2 separate regions of the Homo sapiens genome follow, and region 2 is linked to region 1. Evidence: read pairs that join two places in POLR2A ChIA-PET (ENCODE). Cell type or tissue: A673. All regions are shown on one strand. Each heading gives the region's core, and the rest is flanking DNA. Links, peaks and the distances in the headings are about the cores only.

Region 1 (8,622 bases), core at 720-5,719:
TGGGATTACCGGCGCATGCCACCATGCCACGTTAATTCTTTTATATTTTTAGTAGAGATGGGGTTTCACCATGTTGGCCAGGCTGGTCTCGAACTCCTGAACTCAGGTGATCTGCCCGCCTTGGCCTCCCAAAGTGCTGGGATTACAGGCGTGAGCCACCACGCCCAGCCAGTGCAAATGCATTTTAAGAGCAAAGTACAAAGGTCAGTTGGGATCAGCAGAGGGTAATCAGGGCTCTGTATTTCTGTGAAGACCTGGCTGTCCTCAGTGGCATACTGGGATGCTTTGTCTCACCTAGAAGATGCAGCTTGTGTCGCAAAGCCAAGTCACATGTTCCTGGGATTGTCAGTGTATTTCCCAAGAAAAAACAAGAGTAGTGATCTCTTGGAATGAAAACAAGATAGATGATTAAGGAAATTAGGAATGTGTTCAAAAGTAAGGATTTTGAGGAATTCTACTAATTGCTCATTTTAAAGACTAAATTGGCCTTCATCCTACCAGAAAGATTCTTAAGGTTGGGCACAGTGGCTCATACCTGAGGCAGGTGGATCGCTAGAGTTCAGGAGTTGGAGACCAGCCTGGGCAATATGGCGAAACCCCATCTCTAGGGCATGGTGGCATATGCTGTGGTCCCAGCTACCTGGGAGGCTGAAATGGGAGGATCGCTTGAGCCTAAGAGGTAGAGGTTTGGGCTGAGATCATGCCACTGCACTCTAGCCTGGGCAACAGAGTGAGATCTGGTCTCAAAAAAAAAAAGAAAGATTTTTAAAACTGCATAACACTTTTGTCCAACTTCAGATCTCATCAGATTTTAAAATTTTGTTTGGTTTGTGCTGAAGTAGAAAAGAAAGTAGAGGATACCACACTTGGAAGGAAGACTGCTGTGTCAGGACATTCTTGCTTCACTTACACACATATGTACGTGTGCATGCGCCGGGCGGCAGTGTGAAGTGTATGTCTCATTGTAGGGTCATGACCAGAAAACACCCCTGGTAACAATGCCAGGGGTCTATCGCGTGTTAAGTGCGCTTTAAAAAAAACAGGTAGTTATGGGAGGAACTTACCTTGATAGAAATGGAATATTGATCTTTGCAGATGATGATGCTACTCGTTAGAGCCAAGAAAATAAAGCATGAAAAGCTTTTTTTCCCCTTAGCTACATCATGGAGAAAGCAGATCTTGTCATAGTTGGTGCTGAAGGAGTTGTTGAAAACGGAGGAATTATTAACAAGGTAAGAGCATCAGTTCTCCCCAGTTCCCTGCTCAAGACTTGGAGGTGTCTTGCTGACCTAGGACACCACAGCAGTGTTGATTATGGTTCCTTCTAATCCTGCTTCACTTCAGGACTTCATCATGGTATTGAGTTGTTGCCCATTTCCCGTAAGTCATAGCAATGGGCAGTCCAGTTTCAGTCAAATCTTTTTTAGATTGATCTACATAAATGAAGACAATGTAATTTGGTCAGGTGTGATGCCTTATACCTGTAATCCTAGCAATTTGAGAGGCCAGGGTGGGAGGATCACTTGAGGCCTTGAGTTCAAGACCAGCCTGGGCAACATAGTGAAACCCTGTCTCTACAAAAAATTAGAAAAATTAGCTGGGCGTGGTGGTGCTTGCCTGTAGTTCCAGCTGCCCAGGAAGCTGAGGCAGGAGTATCACGTGAGCCCAGGAATTTGAGGTTGCAGTAAGTTATGATCACACTACTGCATTCCAGCCTGGGCGATGGTGAGACCCTGTCTCAGTAAAAAAAAAAAAAAAAAAAGTGTAATTTATATTTATACAAAATTGGCTTGAATTGGAATTGGGGTTTGTCTGGTTTTTGCTTTATTTATGTGTATATGTATGTTTTATTTATGCATATATATACACACACATAATATATATACACAAATATTTTTAAAATATTATTTATATATTTACATATAAAGTATGTATGTATAAAATACGTGTATTTATATATAAATATTATATATATTTTAAAATAGAGACACATTCACTCTGTTGCCCAGGCTGTAGTGTAGTACAGTGATCATAGCTTACTGCAGTCTTGAACTCCTAGCCTGAAGCAATCTTTCCACTTCCCAAAGTGCTAGGATTACAGGCATGAGCCACTGTGGCCGGCCTGTCATTTGTTTTCATTTTAATTGAGCACATTTGACCTCAATTTATTACAATCTCTCTCTCCATTATTTAATTTAGAAAAGCTTCATGAAAGCTTTTTTTAGTTAAAATATATGTAACATAAGGCCGGGCGTAGTAGCTCACGCCTATAATCCCAGCACTTTGGGAGGCTGAGGCAGGTAGATCATCTGAGGTCAGGAGTTCGAGACCAGCCTGGCCAACATGGTGAAACCCCATATCTACTAAAAATACAAAAAATTAGCTGGGCATGGTGGCGGGTGCCTGTAATCCCAGCTACTTGGCAGGCTGACGCAGGAGAATCGCTTGAACCTGGGAGGCGGAGGTCTGCAGGCAGAGTGTTGAGTCACATGGTAACTATATATTTAACTTTCAGAAACTAATGATTTTCCACAGCAGCTGCACTACTTTACATTCCCACTAGCAAAGCACAAAGGTTCCAATTTCTCTACATCCTTGCCAACACTTGTTTTTTTAAATTTTTTTATTTTTTGAGATGGAGTTTCACTCTTGCTGTCCAGGCTGGAGTGCAATGGCACAGTCTTGGCTCACTGCAACCTCCAGTGCCCGGGTTCAAGCGAGTCTCCTGCTTCAGCCTCCCTAGTAGCTGGGATTACAGGCACCCCCCATCCCACCATGCCCAGCTAATTTTTTGTATTTTTAGTAGAGATGGGGTTTCCCTATATTGGCCAGCTGGTCTCAAACTCCTGACCTCAGGTGATCCACCCACCTCGGCCTCCCAAAGTGCTGGGATTACAGGCGTGAGCCACCACATCCAGCCTCTAGTGGCTGTTTCTATATCCTTTGAGAAACATTTATTTTTTTGATTCCAAAGTCAGAATTAGATATATCTAATATATGTATTAGATATATGTATATCTATATTATATACATAACTTTCTATTGCTGTTTTTTAATTGTTCCTTTATTGTAATTGAGACGAGGTCTCACCGTGTTGCCTAGGCTGGTCCCAAACTCATGGGTTCAGGTGATCCACCCACCTCGGCCTCCCAAAATGCTGGAATACAGGCATGCACCACTGTGCCCGGCCCGCTTTTCTGTGGCTTCTACTTCAGATGCACTCTAGAGCTCATCCATTCCATTTTCTGCCTTCCCAGATTGGAACCAACCAGATGGCTGTGTGTGCCAAAGCACAGAACAAACCTTTCTATGTGGTTGCAGAAAGTTTCAAGTTTGTCCGGCTCTTTCCACTAAACCAGCAAGACGTCCCAGATAAGTTTAAGGCAAGAGTTTTACATATTTGAAGGGGTACTAAAGTCTAAACAGAAACCTTTGGAAATTGTAGTCCTAAGAATGTTCCAGTAATTTTTTCACTTCCTATTGCTACTTTCCCCAACACTTGGAATACAAAGATAAATTGGTGATTGGACTCACACATTTGTCCCTAGAACTTCAGTCTTTCAGTCTCTTTAAGTAGCACCATAGATGGGTGGAGAGGAAGCCCGAAGCTGGTGGGTAAGTCCCAGCTTTGGGCTTAACTGAGCTCAGCTCCCATCACCACAACTTACAAACTGTGCGAGTTGAGGCAAGTCCTTTCATTTCAACCTCTGAACCGGTTTTCTTGTCTGTAAAATGGCATAGCAGTATCTGACAGGGTCATGAGGATTCTAAGATAATCTTAGCACAGTCCCTGGCACGCTGCAAGCTCTCTATTGTGACTCTCGATCTTCCCTTGAGAGGTCTGGAGAAGTTAATCCGGCATGAGAATGAGGGGACATGGGATTTAAGTTTGTTACACTACAGCTCTCAGCCAGCACACTGCCATGATCTGGCTCATGGCCACAACTCTGCCCTCGTCTCTAGTGTCCTGCATAGCTTAGTTTCTCCCATTTTCAGAGAGCAGTCTCAGGAAGTAGCACACTGATCACTCACACCAAGGCCCTACCAGGTCAGAGCACTAAATATTCAGTGCCGACTAATGTGTACTTCTCTCCTCAGTATAAGGCAGACACTCTCAAGGTCGCGCAGACTGGACAAGACCTCAAAGAGGAGCATCCGTGGGTCGACTACACTGCCCCTTCCTTAATCACTCTGCTGTTTACAGACCTGGGCGTGCTGACACCCTCAGCAGTCAGCGATGAGCTCATCAAGCTCTATCTGTAACCTGTGAGCCCTTTCCTGCCAAGGTGCAGCTTACGTAGTTGAGGCAGGGTGAGTAGCTGCTTGACACCCCAGTGAGTCAGGCCAAAACTGAGATGTGTTTAATGAAGATTTATGGAGTAAGGACTTAAAATCATACATCTTGGAGAACCTTTCTTACTCATTTCAGTCCCATCTAAAAATGTGTCAGCTATTCTAAATCCCAACTTAAATTGTTCTTACGGTTTCTAGAAACTTTCCTTTTCAGTTTCCAGAAATACAAGTTAGATAATTGGCTACTTAACTGATGAAAGATGAGCCCAAGTCCACCTGTCTTCATCCTCCCCTGCACTCCAGACTGATCTGCCTAAAGCACGCGAGATGCAGGCGAAAAGCAGCCACACCCCTCTGCCACAAATGACCAACAGCTGGTCAGGACGTTACACGCGGTGCCTTGTAAGAGGCAAGAAACACTTGCTGAATCTGCATCTGGCTTCCAGTGGTAAGCACATTCCTCAGCAGGATCAAGCCAAACAGTAAAAACTACCAAGAGAACACGAGGAAGGCAGAAACGATGTTTAGCAACAGTATTCTGCATGGTTCACTGCTTAAGAAAATGCCTTCTGGAATATTTGTAAACTGAAATTCTGTATGTGTAAGAGATGTTTAAATATGTTTGGGTCCTAAACAGCTTTTTAAAATTATACTTGGGAATAAATTCAGCATCTTTTCAAATAAACTCTATGAAAGACGCTGATGTGGTGTTGCATCAATACTGCAAGCTGACCAGGCCATCTAGGGGAAAACACTGTCCAGCTACATTTACACACTTAAGACCCAGGCAATCAGGACACCATTTATTCAACAGGAGGCATAAAAACTATAATTCTCTTTCCCGGAATATGACTTAATCCCTCTGTTTTTCAGCTATTCACCAATAAAACAATACTGTGACTATTAACACAGAAAAACCCCAGCACATTAGCCACCCCTGCAGGACATCAAAGGATAACTGAAGCCCAGGGCCAAGCACATTCAGGAGGTCAAATGCCTGAAGATACTGAGGAATGGTTTTGAAAATCAGAAGTCAAGAAGACTTCTGTATCTTTATGTTTAAAAATAACTATAAAATAGCCTCAGAAAAAAGAGCTTATATATATATATATATATATATATATATATATATATATATATATATAATATGTACATATGTCTATATGTGACCCATCATGATAAATACTGACATCTATTATTTACACTCAAATAATTTTACATTTTCTTCTGTTAGACTACTCCAAGACTGGAATTGTTTTGTTTTGTTGTTTTTAATGAGAGGGTCTCGCTGTGTTCCCAGGCTGGTCTTGAACTCCTGGGCTCAAGTGATCCTCCTGCCTCAGCCTCCCAAAGTGCTGGGATTATAGGCAGGAGCCACCGCACCCGGCCAAGACTGGAATGTTTTTAGTAAAATATTCTGAAGTGTGAAATCCTTCATTTCTCCCTCATCTGAAAGGACAGCTTTCAGAGACATCATTCTTTTCAGATGTCTCCTGAAGTTGTGATTTTCGTTAAAAGCAAACTGGAGCCATCCACCAAGTTAGGGAACAGCTATGTCCTTGTGGGTTCATCTGTGGCACTGGAATCAGCAGTCATCTTCCAAATCTGAGATCCCTAAATCCACTGTCTTGATTGTTCTTTTGCCAGTTGTCAACAAGCCCTTCTCAAATTCTTCTTCAGTTATTTTGCCTTTCTTAAGTTTTTTCAAGAGTCTTGTGTCATTAAGAAGTTCTTCCATGTCCTCATCTTCAATATCAGAACCCTAAGTGCAGAAGAAACCAATAAACTACTAAATTTTTCAGCAATAGTGTTGTAGTGAAACCAGCAGTTTTAACTCAAGAACTATAAGCTCTCAGATTGGCTTCTGCAAATAGAGCAAATTCCCCACCCTGGTCGCCAACGTAACAGAAATCTGACAGCCCCACACAATTCCTATTTAAAGAACTACTACAATAAATTTGTTCAAGATTCTAAGTTAATGTAAGTAAAAGTAAACTTTACCTCTTCCCTTTTCCTTTTCTCATTCATTTTTTTCTTCTTTTCTTTTTTGGCCTTCTGCTTTGACCAAGCTTTATTTTTTATGAATTTTCTTCTCCCTTCATTTTCTGTTTTCTCTCTTCTTTGTTGCTCCAGGAGTTTCTGCCTCTGCTTTTCTCTGATTTTATCTTTAAATGGAATCGTGTCGGTATTAACGTCCACGGGCACAAAATCTGGAAACTGCTTTCCTCTCAATTCTGGCATCTTGGGCATCCTCAGCAGGGCAAAACCTCGAGCAAGGCTGGCAAAATCAAGATCTGATTCAATCAGAAGATCAGAGTTAGCGCACTCAACAGGATTAGAACAATCAGTAATGGCTTACAATATAATTTTTTTCTAACCAAAGGGTTTAATGCATTCATTTTAGTTAGAATGAAAATAATTGAGGCCGGGTGCAGTGGCTCACGCCTGTAATCCCAGCACTTTGCGAGGCCGAGGTGGGCGGATCACGAGGTCAGGAGATCGAGACCATCCTGGCTAACACGGTGAAACCCCGTCTCTACTAAAAAATACAAAAAATTAGCTGGGCGTGGTGGCGGGCGCCTGTAGTCCCAGCTACTCGGGAGGCTGAGACAGGAGAATGGCGTGAACCTGGGAGGCAGAGCTTACAGTGAGCCGAGATCGCGCCACTGCGCTCCAGGCTGGGTGACAAAGCGCGACTCTGTCTCAAAAATTAAAAAAATTACATTTTTACAAAGTTAAAAGGAATACTCAGCAGCCAGTGGCCAGTTTATTCTGTGTCTACTCAAAACCTGGGAACACTTCCTTTTATGAGACAAAGCAATCTCATACTTGTAAGACCACCACATAGTTAAGATGGAGACATTATCACATGAAGAAGTCCAACTTACCCTTTAATCTGAAAATCAGGTTGCATTCATGCTTTGCATAAGCTTGGACATATGACACAAAAGCTTTCATGCCCTTTTCAAACACAGCTCTGTCAGCCAGGGCCATGGACTTGAGTTTTGGCAGAAGGTCCGCTGTGTTTCTCTGGGGCTTCATCTCCTGCAGGGGGCACTACACACACACACATACCACATTCTCACCTTCCCTGGCTGGCATCATATCCCCAGGGCTCCCCATCACAACCAAGAAAAACAAAAGCGAAACAATTCCTTTTCAACTGTTGAGGTCTGAAGCCCAACTCCAACCCAAATATTTCACATGCTCTGTAAAGTATGTTAAATTTTTAAAAGAAAATTTAAAAATCAGATTTCACATGACAATCCTAATCTGGTAGCAAAGTATGGCAACACTGGGTCTCTATTCACAAGAAGTAACCCTTGCCTGGGTCCCAGCAGGGCATGCTACCACACAGGAGACTTGGTCACTCCATGACCGAGGTGCCTCCACAGCCTTAAAGCCCACCAGGGTGGCCGGGCACGGTGGCTCACGCCTGTCATCCCAGCACTTTGGGAGGCCGAGGTGGGCGGATCACCTGAGGTCGGGAGTTCAAGACCAGCCTGACCAACATGGAGAAACCCCATCTCTACTAAAAATACAAAATTAGCTGGGGTGGCGCATGCCTGTAATCCCAGCTACTTGGGAGGCTGAGGCAGGAGAATCCATTGAACCCGGGAGGTGGAGGTTGCGGTGAACCGAGATAGTGCCATTGCACTCCAGCCTGGGCAACAAGAGTGAAACTCCGTCTCAAAAAAAAAAAAAAAAAACCCCACCAGGGCCCCCCACTGCCACCACCAGCCCAGCCCCAGTGAGTTTGCAATTCGTAATTTCAATTGCTGACCACATGCTGGAGAACTTTTCCAGCTACCCCGTCACTAGGCATTCTATCTGAAAACGGACGGCAGCTTACTTTTTGGTTAATTGCAAGGAAATTGATGTATGACTCTTCCATGGGCAGGAGGAACACCAGAGCGCTGCCCCCGTGGCCAATGCGAGCTGTGCGACCGCAGCGATGCACGAAGGCACTGTGAGAACACAGGGTGGAAATGGGTACCCAGGTGATGACAGCTGAACAGAGCTCAGGCTCCAGCCACATGGCTGCTGCAGCTAAAACGCTCTGGGGAGCCTCTAGCCTCCACAGCTCAGTGTGGACTCGGCCACTTACTAGTGTGAGAAATAGAACTGGCAATTAAACCAACACTGCAAACAGATACGATTCTGTAAGAAACATTTAATGTGAACTCTTAAGTAAAACTTGTATCTTTCTCTCTGATCATACAGGTGGGACATAGTCCCCAGTGGAAAATCTGGGAAACAATGAAAAATACAAAGAATAAAATGAAAATGACCAATAACCTCAGGAGTAATCATCAACACTTGGGGGTT
Region 2 (9,164 bases), core at 2,972-7,971, 360 kb after region 1:
ACGAAGTCCAGTGGGGAGGACAGAAAAGGGGAGGTGAGGAGCAGTGGGCAGAGCAGTTGGGGAAGAGGACGGGGGCACACCGAGGGAATGCGAGGGTGCGTGGGAAGTGGCCAGCACCCCTCCTGCCAGGGCGCTGGGATCTTGCAAACGCCTGGGGTGCTGTGCGCGATGCTACCCCCAGCGACTGGCCCTGGAGCCAGAGAGGTGTAGTGACCAGGATCAGAACCCAGGTCTGTGCCGGCAGAGCCTGTGTTCGCCATGCCATGCTTGCTGCCACATCAGAAGCTCAGGAAACTGGGGTTTGGCTGATGTAGTTAGGGGGCTCTGGGGGACATCACCCTGCCCAATTCCTGCAGTGGCCATGGACGTGCCAGATATCGTGGGCGTTGTGCGTCCCCCTCCCAAGCAACCCGCCCCTATAGCGCACGTGTCTCATCATCCGCATGTGTCTCATCATCCCCACGTGGGAGGCGTGGAAACTGAGGCTCGGAGTGGCACGGTGCTCTGCCCAGTTCAGGATCCAAGTCCACGTTTGCAGTTCCAGCCCAAGCTGGAGCATAACCCTGGGCTGCAGTGGCAGCATCCAGGGCTGGCCTGAGACTCAGGAGACAGCTCGGAACGGTCCCCGTTCTCGGAGAGAGGGGCAGGTGCCGGGGTAGCTGGCTCCCTGCTTTGGTCTCCTCTATGCTGTGTGCCCTGGGGCCACCCCTTCAGGTCCATTTCTCTAAATCGAGGGGCCTGGAGCCAGGGTTCTCCAGTGCTCCTCCCGGCTCCCCCAGCTTGAGGCCCTGAACTTCCTTCCTCCTCTGCCCCTCCCCTCACCCACACCAAGCGAGCAGCTGGTGGGTTTGGCCAGCCTGGCACCAGCTGTCTGTCCCCGAGGCCAAGTCTGCGGCGCCCACTGTGTGTGTGAGAGAGAGACCGTGTGGCTCTGGGGGCGGCAGGCGGGCAGCTGCCGAGGAGGACTAGGTAAATTCTCCATGGTTACCGCTGTTTGTCATTCTGCAGGATATCCTTTACCCGCTAATGGCCACTGGGACGCCATTGCGGGGCCGCGTGCTCCTAGCCACGGACTCCCCTGCCAGATCCAGGAGGCTGCGTTCTGGGCTGGGCCCTGCTTGGTCACTGACTGCAGCTCTGGACAGGCCCCAATGTTGCATCCCATATGTGGGGCCTCAACCCTCCTGTCTTGGGATACAGAGCCCTTGGGGCATAGACTGCTAAGAGTCTGGTCCCCTCTTTGGGGAGGGGGAGACAGGCACAGAGGGGTTGAGGGGCTTTATCTGGGGCACACAGAGGCCATGGTGTTCTCTAGATTTCTGATTTGATGTCCAGCGTGCCTGTCTCCAGCCAGGGTTGGGTCTCAAATACTCCAAGGCCTTCCTGTCTTCCCTGTCATTGAGCACAGCAGAGATTTGAGCGCATAGAAGCAAAAAGGCTTGGAAGCTCAGCCTGGTTTCGACCAGCCTATGTGGCGCTGTGGTGTGATGTGGCCTCTAGGTTCTCAGCCTCTGGGGACCAGGACACAGGGAGAGGGGATGGGCAGAGTTCAGGCCAGGAGTGGCAATAATTTTATCTTTGGGAGCAGCCCTGCTGCTTGGAAGGTTCTGGTTGGATGGGATGGAGCTCTGTGAGGACCAGCGGCTGCTGCAGAGCTGGGGATGGTCAGGTGCCTTGTAGCTACATTTCATTATCCATCTTATATGCTGGTCAAACCGGAGGTGGAGAGCAGGGTTCTCCATCCTGCTACAGTTGGTGGTGTGGGTCCTGGGCAAGGGCTGTTGCAGGACCCGGAGTCCTTGCCTTGGTACAACTGGCTGAGCTGACTCCTGGCCTCTCTCTCCCCACCCCACAGCTGGGAGTGTCCACTCGCCTTCCACCAGCATGGCAACGTCTTCACAGTACCGCCAGCTGCTCAGTGACTACGGGCCACCGTCCCTAGGCTACACCCAGGTATGTCAATGGGGGTGATGGCATGGTGGGAGGGCCAGGGGGAGACATGCTTCCCACCATCAGAGGAGAGAAGTTGGTGGAAGAGACGAAGGAGCAGAAAGGATGGGACGGAGCTTTCTCAGCCCAAGGCCCTGGCTGCGCTCCTGCTCAGAACACATCAGAGTGGAGGGCACTGGGGACTGTGCTTCGCGGGGACGTGTGAGGTGGAGGGGACAGGAGAGCACCAGGAAGGGGCAGCAGCCCAAGCTGTGCTGAGGCTCCCACCCCACGCGTTCCTCCAGTGGGCCTCCTCACTCCTCTTTCTTGGGCAAGTGAGGCCTGACCTTGATGCTGGCTCTCCAAGCTGGGACAGAAGATAGGGTCAGTTCCCACTTGCTCTCCACGGGCGCGGGCCCAGCAGAGAGGAGGTGGCCCTGTCTTGAGAGCCCAGCTGCCTTTTGTCGAGGGCCAGTATTTGAGAGTGTGGCCTGGGCGAGGCCGCTCCCTGGTTCCACCACTTTCCAGACTGTGACCCCCCACTTGGTAACTGCCCAAGACCCGGGCTCCTCATCAGCCCAAGGGTGATCCTAGTACCCCCAGCCCAGGCTGGCGAACAGCAGGAATGGGGCCGCCACCATCTCAGCTGCACCCTACATCTCCAAGGGATGAGCCGCCCCGGGGAAGGTCCCAGCGGGAAGATGCTCTCCCTGGCTGGGCCCCAGCACCAGTGTTCTGAGGTCGCTATGGAGCCTGTTCCTCGCCAAGTGGGCGGCTCCCCGGCCATGCCCCACCAGGCTGCCCTGCCCCAGGAGGAGAAGCAGGTGTGGGCCTGTGAGCGGGACCGGCTGAAGAAGCGGTGGCTGTGGGAGGCCAGGCAGAGGGGCAGCCGGGAGTTGGCAGTGCCACGTTCTGGCCATGCGACGGCGGCGCCAGGACAGGCGGGAGGCCCGTGAGGCCTGGAGGCAGTGCCGTGGGGAGGCAGAGCAGCCGGAGCAGGACGAGGACAGGACAGAGCGCGAGGCCAGGGGACAGAGGCGGTGGTGGAGGAGGGGGGAGGCAAGGACCTCGCCCAGGGAGCTGGCGTGTCTATGGGAGGAGGTGGCCAAGGGGAGGTAGCCTGGGCTTGTGGGCTTGCGGGCTTGTGGGCTTGCCGGAAGCCCAGCCTCGCTGATCCGGGTGCTTGCTGTGGGGCTCCCAGTGGTGGTGGGAGGAAAGGTTTTCTGGGGGTTGGGCCCTGTTGGTGGGAGGATGAGAGAAGGGAATGCATTCCAGGCTCTGGCTGGGCCATGGCGGATCGCTGTGGTCCTGGTGGCCCAGGTGTGGCCTCTTGTCTCCCCACTGGCTTGGAGGCTTGGCACCTGGGATGTGCCCTCCCATCCATCTGCATCCTGGGAAATGCTGTTTGGACTCTTTTGTGCCAAAATGAGCTGTTTCCCCTGTTTTGTTCATTGGAGATAATAAAGTTGCTTCCTGGAGACGACTGGGTGGCCTCCCTGAGTGTGTGAGGATAGGAGGGTGAGGACCATCTCCCTAACTTGTAGTTGTCCCCTAGAATGGGACGTGCCTTGGCCCAGCTGAGGTGGCTGCCCCAGAAGTCTGAGGCTGGGCTGCGTTCCCTATCCTGACCGGCCCGGGGCCCTCTCCACCCACCTGCCTGTGGCCTTGGGGTCAGGCTGCTGAACCCTTTTTTTTTTTTTTCCCCCGAGATGGAGTCTCGCTCTGTTGCCCAGGCTGGAGTGCAGTGGAGTGATCTTGGCTCACTGCAACTTCCACCTCCTGGGTCCAAGCAGTTCTCCTGCCTCAGCCTCCTGAGTAACTGGGACTACAGGCACGCACCACCACGCCCGGCTGATTTTGCTGAACCCATTTCTTTCTGATTCTAGGGAACTGGGAACAGCCAGGTGCCCCAAAGCAAATACGCGGAGCTGCTGGCCATCATTGAAGAGCTGGGGAAGGAGATCAGACCCACGTACGCAGGGAGCAAGAGTGCCATGGAGAGGCTGAAGCGCGGTAAGCCCGGCCCCGCTGCCCTGTCGGTGACCACAGTGCTAGACCTTTAACTCTGGAAAGACTTTTGGGGAAAATGTGGGAAGGTGGGCTAGGGATGAGGCTCACTCATGGGAGCTCCTGTCTTGTTACAGAGTTGCCGTCTGTGGTGGAGGCCTCAGGCAGGCGATGGGTCTGGTAGCGAGGGGCCTGGGGGGCTGGATGTCTTCAGAGGGGTCTTCTGGGAAGGGCAGCCCAGGCAGGGAGCCCTTCTTACCCTGTGTGCTGCCAGGGGGTCTGCTGGCTTTCAAGGGTGTGTTCGAAGTGCCCCCTGCCCCCGACCCTGCCTGGTCTGCTCCTGTGGGCCGACACTGGTCCTAGGGAAGCCAAGCTCAGGGTTCATCGGTGCCTGCACTGCCCTCTGCTGTCACCTCTTTGGAGGGAGACCCAAGGAAGTGTGTGGGTCTGTGCTAGGGTCTGGGGAGGGAGGCTGAGAGCACTTTGTTCTTTAATGGTTGGAGAGGGAGGGCAGGCAGGAGATGACAGAGCACAAGGGACTCGTGTTAAGGTGTGACTGTCCGTCTGATTTCGAAAGGACGTTAAATAGGTTGCTACCTTCTGAAATAAAAGGGGAGTGGAGGTAGGACAGGATTTCTATTTTAGAAGGCGACAGTGCAGCAGAGCCATAGCCCATGAACGCATTCAAGATGAGGGGAGACTTGGGGCTCTTTTTTTTTTTTTTTTTTTTTTTTTTTTTGGGAGACGGAGTTTTACTCTTGTTGCCCAGGCTGGAGTGCAGTGGTGCAATCTCGGCTCACCGCAACCTCCGCCTCCTGGGTTCAAGCGATTCTCCTGCCTCAGCCTCCCAAGTAGCTGGGATTACAGGCATGTGCCACCACACCTGTCTAATTTTTTGTATTTTTAGTAGAGACAGGGTTTCTCCAAGTTGGTCAGCCTGGTCTTGAACTCCCAACCTCAGGTGATCCACCTGCCTTGGCCTCCCAAAGTGCTGGCATTACAGGCGTGAGCCACCACGCCCGGCCTGGGACTTGGGGTTCTTAAAAAGGCTGGAGAAGCAACCTGGGAGAGGAACATTCTTTTTTTTTTTTTTGAGATGGAGTCTAGCTCTGTCACCTGGGCTGGAGTGCAGTGGCACGATCTCGGCCCACTGCAACCTCCGCCTCCCGGGTTCAAACAATTTTCCTGCCTCAAGCCTCCCGAGTAGTTGGGACTACAGGCGTGCGCCACTATACCCAGCTAATTTTTGTATTTTTAGTAGAGACCAGGTTTCGCCATGTTGGTTGGCCAGGATGGTTTCGATTTCTTGACCTTGTGATCCTCCCGCCTTGGCCTCCCAAAGTGCTGGGATTACAGGCGTTGAGCCACCGTGCCCGGCCTGGGAGAGGAACTTTCTTTGGTTGTAAATCTGTAGCATAAATGGGGGCTGTAGTTGAAGTTATGCCCCAGTGACACGAGGGCCAGTTGAGGACAGGCTGCTGCCAGGAGCGGGGTTGCTCTGGAGTTTATGAAACCTTTGTGAAGAGGTTGACGGGTCTCAAAGCTAGGTTGGGACTACCAGGGTTAGAGGATGTGATTGAAGAGGGCCTGGGGGAAGGGATGCAGAGCCCAACCCTGGTCTCGCCTGGAGAGTTGGGTGGTCCCAGGGCTGCTCTCCGGTAGCTGGGGTGCTGCTTACCTGAATGGAAATTCCTGGGAAGATGCTGGGTCCCAGAGTCCAACAGGTAATTTGCAGTCACCCAGAAAAGGCACTGGTTCAAGTCAGCAAATGCGTACAAACTGCCAGTCTTTTAGTAACAAGGAAGACCTAGTGCTACCCCTTGGCCAACAGCCAAGCCCAAGCTTACCAAGCTCATGTCACAGCAGGGTGAAAACACGTCATAGAGGGGTCAGGGAGTTAGGAGCTAGGAGCATTGTAGGTAGGTTGGCAACTACAGCCCAAGAGCCAGGAGCCAAGAATAGTGGTTTTTTTTTGTTTTTTTTTTTTTTTTGAGACAGAGTCTCGCTCTATCACCCAGGCTGGAGTGCAGTGGCGCGATCTCGGCTCACTGCAACCTCCGCCTCCCGGGTTCAAGCAGTTCTGCCTCAGCCTCCCGAGTAGCTGGGATTATAGGCGCCCACCACCACGCCCATCTAATTTTTGTATTTTTAGTAGAGATGGGGTTGTACCATGTTGGCCAGGCTGGTCTCAAACTCCTGACCTCAAGTGGGCAACCCGCCCCGGCCTCCGAAAGTGCTGGGATTACAGGTGTGAGCCACCGCGACAGGCATGGTTCTTAATGGTTGAAAAAAAAAATGATTTTGGGACGTGTGAAAGTTATCTGAAATTCAGACTTAAGTGTTCATAAATAAAGGTTTGTGGGTCCAGGTGTGATGGTGCATGCCTGTAATCCAGCAGTTTGGGAGGCTAAAGCCAGGAGCAACATAGTGAAACTCCCATCTCTACAAATAATGATAAAACAGCCAGGCATGGTGGTGCGTGCCTATAGTCCCAGCTTCTCCGGAGGCTGAGGTGGGAGGATCACCTGATCCTGGCAGGTTGAGGCTGCAGTGAGCTGTGATCGTGCCACTGCACTCCAGCCTGGGTGACAGGGCAAGATGCTGTCTCAAAAAAAATTTGAGTGAAGTAGTTGTGTCAGAGACTGTAGCCTGCAAAGCTCAAAATATTTGCTGTCTGGTCCTCACAGAAAACATTCTCCAAGGCTCTGAGTTAGTTTCTAAGATTTGTGAGGTGATGATGTGGGATGTCATTCCCAGTGGCCTCTGGGAGTCATGTATTAGAAGGAATAGAATCCTTAGTGTCTATTAAAAGATCATATTTCATGAAGTTCAGTAGAGGCAGAAAGAAAAAAAAGGTAAGCACCAAACCACAGAGACAAAAGACTGGGGAAGATTCATCGGGCAGAAGGTAGCTGCAGTCTTGTGGGGTTGTCCCCGTGGACCCAGGGTCCCGCGTGGGTAGTAGTCAGTTCTCTGCGCCCTCACGTGTGCAGCTGAAGCCATTCTCTTGCTTACTTACGCCGGTCAAGCCCTGTCTAGAATTCAGACTGAAGAAGCCAGAGAAAAATCTCCATAGTGGGTCAAGCAAAAGAATTTGGGTGGAGACATGTCTTTCATCCAACAGTGTCGTGGAAGGACAGCTTGCTGGTGCACCTTGAATGCAGGAAAAAATGTTTAGAGAGACAGGAAGAGTTGTGGTGAGGAGGGAAGGGCTTTAGAGAGGGATGGGATTGTTAGCGTCCTTCAGGGTTGCTTGGTTATAGGTTTCCCTGGTTCTCTTTATGTCTGAGGGTTTTGTGGACAGGCTGTGGAAGGATGGATCCTCTTGCTGTTTCAGAATGGGCTTTGCTGGCTGGTCCTGTGCACTTGCTGACCTCAGGTCTCTGCCTCTGTTTCAGGCATCATTCACGCTAGAGGACTGGTTCGGGAGTGCTTGGCAGAAACGGAACGGAATGCCAGATCCTAGCTGCCTTGTTGGTTTTGAAGGATTTCCATCTTTTTACAAGATGAGAAGTTACAGTTCATCTCCCCTGTTCAGATGAAACCCTTGTTTTCAAAATGGTTACAGTTTCGTTTTTCCTCCCATGGTTCACTTGGCTCTGAACCTACAGTCTCAAAGATTGAGAAAAGATTTTGCAGTTAATTAGGATTTGCATTTTAAGTAGTTAGGAACTGCCCAGGTTTTTTTTGTTTTTTAAGCATTGATTTAAAAGATGCACGGAAAGTTATCTTACAGCAAACTGTAGTTTGCCTCCAAGACACCATTGTCTCCCTTTAATCTTCTCTTTTGTATACATTTGTTACCCATGGTGTTCTTTGTTCCTTTTCATAAGCTAATACCACTGTAGGGATTTTGTTTTGAACGCATATTGACAGCACGCTTTACTTAGTAGCCGGTTCCCATTTGCCATACAATGTAGGTTCTGCTTAATGTAACTTCTTTTTTGCTTAAGCATTTGCATGACTATTAGTGCTTCAAAGTCAATTTTTAAAAATGCACAAGTTATAAATACAGAAGAAAGAGCAACCCACCAAACCTAACAAGGACCCCCGAACACTTTCATACTAAGACTGTAAGTAGATCTCAGTTCTGCGTTTATTGTAAGTTGATAAAAACATCTGGAAGAAAATGACTAAAACTGTTTGCATCTTTGTATGTATTTATTACTTGATGTAATAAAGCTTATTTTCATTAACAATTTGTATTAAAATGTGGGTTCCTTGAATTCTTACGTGCTGTTTTATTTTTTTGAGACAGGGTCTTGTTTTGCCACCCAGGCTGGAGTGCAGTAATATAATCTTGGCTCACCGCAGCCTCAACCTCCTGGGCTCAAGCAATCCTCCCATCTCAGCCTCCCTAGTGGCTGGAACTACAGGTGTGTGCCACTATGCCTGAATAATTTTTAAAAGACTTTTTGTATTGAATGAATGGGTGTGTGATGGAAAAAAAATTTTTTTTGCAGAGATGAGGTCTCACTATGTTGCCTAGGCTGGATCCTGGGCTCAAGTGATCCTTCCACCTTAGCCTCTCAAAGTACTGGGATTATAGGTGTGAGCTACCACGCCTGGTGTAAAGAAGTGCTATTTTAAATAATCTCTCATGAAAGTGTTTGAAATGCTTGTTCCCCGGTGCCGTGAAGAAATAGCACTTGAACATAAATTTAATTTACTCAGCAAGGCCATTTTTACTTCCCGCAGAAAGGGTACATTCGCCAGCAGTTTTGCCACGAGAGTACACCGAACAAAGAGACAGGGTCATTTGTAACCTGATGCGTCCACCCTACTGCTGTGTCCGGTTTCCATTGGCTGGAACGGGACCTCATATTCTGTATTTGTCCTGATTGGGAAGCAACTTAAAACTTTTTAAAAGAGGCGAAGGCAGAAGAGAACAAAGGAAGGAGAAAGTAACTTGTGGAATGGTGAGAAAGGTAAACACTTTTAAATAAGGAAGAGGAACAGGCTATGACCTAATGCTTGCTCCGACCAGTGTAAGCATGCCAGGACAAATATTTAGGCTAAATTGTGGGAGCTAAGAACATAAAGTACATTGATTTCTTTACCACGGCTAGCAGATAATTAGGAATGTTAGCACAGGTCTTTGAATAAATTTTGCTTCGAAGAGAAGTTACCGTTTATTCCAAATTAAATGGGGAGGAAAGTCTTTGGAGAGGAACCTCTACTTTACCTTTTACAAGAGGTAGGAGATGCCTGTTCAAACTGTATTTTCC

Evidence for each region. ChIA-PET counts read pairs that join two places held together with the same protein. Peaks named below come from ENCODE experiments on the same cell type or tissue, not always from the same donor. Only the 100,000 strongest peaks of a DNase experiment are listed, where the experiment ranks them.
Region 2: POLR2A ChIA-PET joins it to region 1 with 8 read pairs; 3 of 35 experiments call an interaction of 5 or more read pairs at or near these places.

What each region holds. Positions count from the first base shown.
Region 1 is chr12:123,617,397-123,626,018 of GRCh38, reverse strand. DDX55 (DEAD-box helicase 55) reads right to left here. Exons shown (of 14, transcript NM_020936.3): 11 at 8,147-8,261; 12 at 7,182-7,350; 13 at 6,295-6,587; 14 at 5,076-6,055. The coding sequence ends at 5,879. It overlaps EIF2B1 (eukaryotic translation initiation factor 2B subunit alpha), which reads left to right. Exons shown (of 9, transcript NM_001414.4): 7 at 1,157-1,232; 8 at 3,258-3,383; 9 at 4,099-5,613. The coding sequence ends at 4,263. LOC105370041 (a long non-coding RNA gene) reads left to right here and starts at 8,257. Exons shown (of 3, transcript XR_945475.3): 1 at 8,257-8,622. RefSeq lists an enhancer at 3,443-4,642. In A673, for the core only: no CTCF peak of the experiment used is centred there; no DNase peak of the experiment used is centred there.
Region 2 is chr12:123,259,974-123,269,137 of GRCh38, reverse strand. CDK2AP1 (cyclin dependent kinase 2 associated protein 1) reads left to right here. Exons shown (of 4, transcript NM_004642.4): 2 at 1,856-1,953; 3 at 3,816-3,942; 4 at 7,335-8,162. The coding sequence ends at 7,402. Among named protein-coding and RNA genes, the nearest start is that of CDK2AP1, 7.3 kb to the left of the region's middle. RefSeq lists a silencer at 3,908-4,100. In A673, for the core only: a CTCF peak has its summit at 4,365 (motif pointing left); a DNase peak (open chromatin) is centred at 5,777.